Regions from separate parts of the Homo sapiens genome. Here region 1 is linked to region 2. The links are chromatin loops, found by intact Hi-C in ENCODE. Cell type or tissue: heart right ventricle. All regions are shown on one strand. Each heading gives the region's core, and the rest is flanking DNA. Links, peaks and the distances in the headings are about the cores only. Region 1 overlaps PTPRA (protein tyrosine phosphatase receptor type A). Region 2 has its middle 36 kb from the start of CPXM1.

What was found. Peaks named below come from ENCODE experiments on the same cell type or tissue, not always from the same donor. Only the 100,000 strongest peaks of a DNase experiment are listed, where the experiment ranks them.
Region 1: it touches region 2 in a loop (2.3-fold over the local background); 7 of 110 quality-filtered maps call a loop at or near these places.

Annotation. Positions count from the first base shown.
Region 1 is chr20:2,981,130-2,984,044 of GRCh38, reverse strand. The region is part of intron 6 of PTPRA (protein tyrosine phosphatase receptor type A); the gene reads right to left. Among named protein-coding and RNA genes, the nearest start is that of GNRH2, 61 kb to the left of the region's middle. In heart right ventricle, for the core only: a CTCF peak has its summit at 1,661 (motif pointing right); no DNase peak of the experiment used is centred there.
Region 2 is chr20:2,763,599-2,766,513 of GRCh38, reverse strand. No RefSeq gene overlaps it. Among named protein-coding and RNA genes, the nearest start is that of CPXM1, 36 kb to the left of the region's middle. In heart right ventricle, for the core only: no CTCF peak of the experiment used is centred there; no DNase peak of the experiment used is centred there; H3K27me3 peaks cover 2,377 bases.

The DNA of each region.
Region 1 (2,915 bases), core at 296-2,795, 220 kb before region 2:
CTCCTCTGATTTTCCTTCTATCTCGTCTGCCCATCTCAGTTTCCCTCACTATCTGTTCCTCTTCCAACACCAGATCTCTAAATGTGGGAATTCCTCAGGGCTCTGTCCTTGGCACTCTTCTCTATATCTAGTTAATCTGATCAGAGAGATGACTGTAAATATAAATGCCATGCTAGCAATTCCCACAGTTGCTTTGCTTGATCAGACCTCTTTTCTGAGTTCCAGATTCTCAACTGCCTATTTGCCACCTCCACTTTAAATTTCATAGGCAACACAAGCTTTCTGTGTTTAAAACCTTTCCCTCACCATTCAGTAGCTAGTACTCCAACCCACCCTGTTGCTCAAGTAAGAAATGTGGAAACCCCCTTGATTTCTTCCTCACACTTATCTTCTATATCTAGCACAGCTGCAAATAATATATTTTGGAGATATATCTAAAACTTCAAATCTGTCTGCCTTTTTTTTTTTTTTTTTTTGCATTTTTTTTATTGCCACCAGTGTAGTCCCAACCTCCATCCTCTCTCACCTGGATCACAGTAAGCCTCTGCCCCTGCCAATCCATTCTCCACAAAGCAGAGTGATCTCTAGGAAAGCAACTCAGGTTGTGTCCCACTCTTAGGTAAAACCCTCCAACAGTTTCTCATGCCTCAGAATGAAATCTAATCTCCTTATCCTGGACTCTAACAACCCCCTCGATTTAGCCCCTACCTGCCCTATCTCTTGCACTCTTTCCTTGCTCACTCAATTTCAGCCACTGGTGTCCTTCCATGCTTTCATTCATTCATCCTCAGGCCTTTGAGCATGTTATTCCTTCTGCTTTACACAGCCTCTCTCTGTTCTTTGCCTGGTTATCTCCTACTTGTCTGGTTCTCTGTGTGTCACTTTTCCCACACAGGTCTTCTCTGACTTCCTAATACTAAATTAGGATCATAAGTCTCAGTTTCCTCATTTCTGAAATAAGTTATTCTGCGTATTAAATGAGATCTTTCATGTAAAGTTGTTGGCACAGTAACTAGCACACAGTGTGTACTTCATTTTAGCTGTTACGGCCAGGCACAGTGGCTCACGCCTGCAATCCCAGCACTTTGGGAAGCCGAGGTGGGCAGATCATGAGGTCAAGAATTCGAGACCAGCTTGGCCAACATGGTGAAACCCCATCTCTACTAAAAATACAAAAAAAATTAGCCAGGTGTGGTGGCACATGCCTGTAATCTCAGCTACTTAGGAGGCTGAGGCAGGAGAATCGCTTGAACCTGGGGGGCAGAGGTTGTAGTGAGCCGAGATTGCGCCACTGCACTTCAGCCTGGGCAATAGAGCGAGACTCTGTCTCAAAAAAAAAAAAAAAATTGCTGTTATTTCCTATACTATTTTTGTAAGGCAAGGACCTTATTATTTTCCTTGATAATACCTCTCACACTTTATAATTACATATTTGACTTTGTTGATTAATGAATATCCCTCCTTTATAGCATAAATTCCACAAGAGCAAGGATTACATGTCTGCTTCATTCTCACTGTACACCTAAAACCTAGCACAGGGTCTCACACATAACAGGCACAAAACAAACAATGGATTACGTTGAGCCAAAGAACAAAAAAAAATAGTAATTTATCACTAAATGTCTTTGTTAAATTCCAACAACAGGGGGCAGTATATCAGGTATTATAAGAAAGTAATTAGGCACATCCCAGCACTTTGGGAGGCCGAGGCGGGTGGATCACAAGGTCAGGAGTTCAAGACCAGCCTGGCCAATATGGTGAAACCCCGTCTCTGCTAAAAATACAAAATTAGCGGGTGTGGTGGCACACCCCTCTGGTCCCAGCTACTCAGGAGGCTGAGGCAGGAGAATCGCTTGTACCCAGGAGGCGGAGGTTTCAGTGAGCCAAGATCGTGCCACTGCACTCCAGCCTGGGTGACGGAGCGAGACTCTGCCTCAAAAAAAAAAAAAAAAAGAAGAAGAAGAAAGTAATTAGGCACCTTTGGCTTAAGACACTGGGCTAAATCCATGAATTTACTTCATCTTCCCCCAAAGCACACTGACATGGTAGAAGAAATATAAAAATACTAATGAATCAACAGCATATCTGAAAGGCAGCAAACGGTGGCATATGTAGATCAGAATCTTTGAGAGATTTCTGGAAGACAAAACAGACCAGACTCGATGTCCAAGAGATCAAACAGAGCCAAAGAGCCTCCAGCTGAAAACTAAGTACTAGTTCTACCAGTTTGGGCCTGGAAACACCTCAAGCTCAGAGGGAATTGGGACTGGGGTTGAAAGTGGACCTTGAGGTACCAGGATGGTACTTAAGCAAAGGCCTGCCAACCCAGCACCAGTACACCCACAGCCCAAATGACAAGCGGGGCTTCCCATCTAGACTCAGCTGGAAAAACAGTGCTCTACACAGAGTAGAGAGTTTGTCACAGAGACTGGTAAGGGCTTCTTTTTTACAAAACATATGCTGCATATATATTTTCTCAACGTCACACTAATGACATTTTGGGCTATACAATTCTCTGTTATGTGGGTCTGTCATGTGCACTGTAGGACATTTAACAATATCCCTAGCCTCTAATTATTAGATGTCTGTAGCAAATTCCCAATTTTGATGACCAAAAGTATCTCCAAGCATTGCTAAATGCCTTTGTGGGGGAAATAGCCCCCAGTAAGGAACCACTGGTCTATACTCACGCCATTCTAACTGAATTCTTTTAAGGCAAATCCGAGACCTAGCATTTCAAATGCAATTACTTAGGTATGTATCACCAAGAGATCAAGATTCTTAACATAAACATAATACTATTATCCAATTTAAAAAGTAACACTAATTCCTTAGTATCATCTAATATTATTCAGTTACTGCTTGAATTTCCCTGAGTGTCTCATAAATGCTTTTTTTTTGTTTTGGTTAGAATT
Region 2 (2,915 bases), core at 104-2,603:
TTATAATATCACAAAATAATCAAATAGAAATAAATGAAATAGGTGCAAAACTTTCATACAGAAGTCTATAAAACATTATTAAGAGAAGTCTTAAAAGATCTAAATAAATGGAGGGATATACAATATTCATAGATTGAAACACACAATATTTTAAAGACATCAATTCTCCATTAATTAGTCTGTAAATTTAATGTAATCCCAATGAAAATCCAGCAGGTTTTTTTGTGTTTTTTTTTGGGAGATGGAGTCTTGCTCTGTTGCCCAGGCTATAGTGCAGTGGTGTGATCTTGGCTCACTGCAACCTCTGCCTCTAGGGTTCAAGAAATTCTCCTGCCTCAGCCTCCTGAGTAGCTGGGACTACAGGCGCATGCCACCATGCCTGGCTAATTTTTTGCATTTTAGTAGAGATGGGGTTTCACTGTGTTGCCCAGGCTGGTCTTGAACTCCTGAGCTCAGGCAATCTGCCTGCCAGTTTAAAAAATAGAAATTAATAAACTGAGTATAAAATTTGTATTGAAATGAAAAGGACCACATGTAGCCAACATAATTGTGAAGAACTAAGTTGAACAGGCCGGGTGTAGTGGTTCAAGCCTGTAATACGAGCACTTTGGGAGGCTAAGGCAGGAGGATCACTTCAGGCCAGAAGTTCAAGACCAGCCTGGGTAACATAGTGAGGCCCTATTTCTATAAAAAAATAAAAATAAAAATAAAAAAATTTGAAAGGAAGAATTAAATTGGATGACTTGCCATACATACTACATAGCAAAACATACTATAAATCTAAAGTTATTAAGATAATGTGGCACGGGTATAAGGCTAGATAAAAAGACAAATGGATCAGAATAGAGAATCCAGGACAGACACATACATATATGAACATTTGATTTATAACAAAGATTTCACTTCAATGAAGTGGGGGAAAATATACTCATTTCAGTAAATGGTGCTGGGCCAATTGGCTAACCATATGAAAAAAAATTAAATTTGATCTCTAGCTTACACTGTACACAAAAATAAATTTTAGTTGGATTGTGGACCTAAATATAAAAGCCACAAACAAGAAAAATTCTAAAATATCTTCTTGACTTTGGTGTAAGTGAAGATTTTAAAATTTATTTTATTTTAATTTCATTTAATTAATCAATTAATTTTTTTGAGATGGGGTCTCATTCTGTTGCCCAGGCTATGGCGTGATCTCAGCTTACTGCAACCTCTGCCTCCTGGGTTCAAGTGATTCTCTTGCCTCAGCCTCCTGAGTAGCTGGGACTACGGGCATGCGCCACCATGCCCGACTAATTTTTGTATTTTTAGCAGAGACGGGGTAGACGGGGTTTCATTATGTTGGCCAGGCTGGTCTTGAACTCCTGACCTCAGGTGATCCGCCCACCTTGGCCTCCCAGAGTGCTAGGATTACAGGTGTGAGCCACCGCACCTGGCAGAAGATTTGTTTAAAAGCACACAAAAGGGGAGGTGAAGCGTGAAGCAAAATAATACATAAATTAAAAGCATACGAGAAACGCTAATCATAAAGAAAAGATTAATAACTTAGACTACATTCAATTAAGACATTCTGGTTATCAAAAATCTAATGGCCGGGTGTGTGGCTCACAACTATAATCCCAGCACTTTGGGAGGCTGAGGCAGGTGGATTATTTGAGCCCAGGAGTTTGAGACCAACCTGGGCAACATGGAGAAACTTGTCTCTACAAAACACACACCCAAAAATTAGCCTAGCGTGGTGGTACGTGACTGTGGTCCCAGCTACTCTGGGGGCTGAAGCGGGAGGATCACTTGAGCCAGGAGGCTGAGGCTGCAGTGAGCTGTGATTGTGCCACTGCGCTCCAGCCTAGGTGACAGAGCAAGACCCTGTCTCAAAAAAAAAAAAAAAAAAAAAGAAAAGAAAAGAAAAAGAAAATCTCATAATGAAGGCAGGCGTGGTGGCTTACGCCTGTAATACCAGCACTGTGGGAGTCTGAGGCAGGAGGATCACTTGAACCCAGGAGTTTGAGACCAGTCTGGGCAATATAGTGAGACCTCCATCTCTTACCCCCTAAAAAATTAGCTGGGTGTGGTACCTGTAGTCCCAACTACTCAAGTGGCTGAGGCAGGAGGGTTGCTTGAACCCAGGAGTGAGCTATGATTGTGCCATTGCACTCCAGCCTGGGTGACAGAGTGAAACCCTGACACACACACACACACACACACACACACACCTCTTAGTAAGAGTGAAGAGAAGGGGAGCATGGGAGAAGTGATAAGAGGATGCTAGGTCCATATTTGTGGTCGATGCCTCGCCCCCATCAGGACTCTCACAGTGAAGGTCTTCTTGTGAACGGCCAACTTCTAGGCTGGTGGCTCCAAGGAGGTGACCCATTCCCTTCCATCACCCAGTGAGTGTTGTTACTACCACTGAGGTGGTAGCAGAGGAGGGAGCTGTGGACAGGGTGGGGAAGGCGGCTGGCCCAGGATAAGCAGTTAAGAGCTTTGGGAAATCACTAACCATGAAGACCTAGTCTCTCCTCGGGTAGAAAGACACTGTGAACTGTGAACTTTTTCCTATTTGGAAAAGTTCTCCTAGAGAAGTGAAAAGAGACTTTAGGGTCCATTTGAACCATTTCAAATATGTCCAGTGCTTGCTTCATTCCAAAGTTGGTCACATGGGTAGAAAAACAGACCTTGGATATCACTCTGGCAAAAAGCTTCTAGTCTATCTTCAGGGGCGTAAAGATTTATTGCTTTAGGTTTCACAGTTCCATCCACAATCCACCTGAAATTGATTTTTGTGTATGGTGTGAGGTAGAGGCCAAATGTAATTTTTGCATATGGCTATCCAATTAACCCAACACCATTTTCTTTTTTGAGAGATGGGGGTCTCACTTGTTGCCCAGGCTGGCCTCAAACCCCTGGGCTCAAGC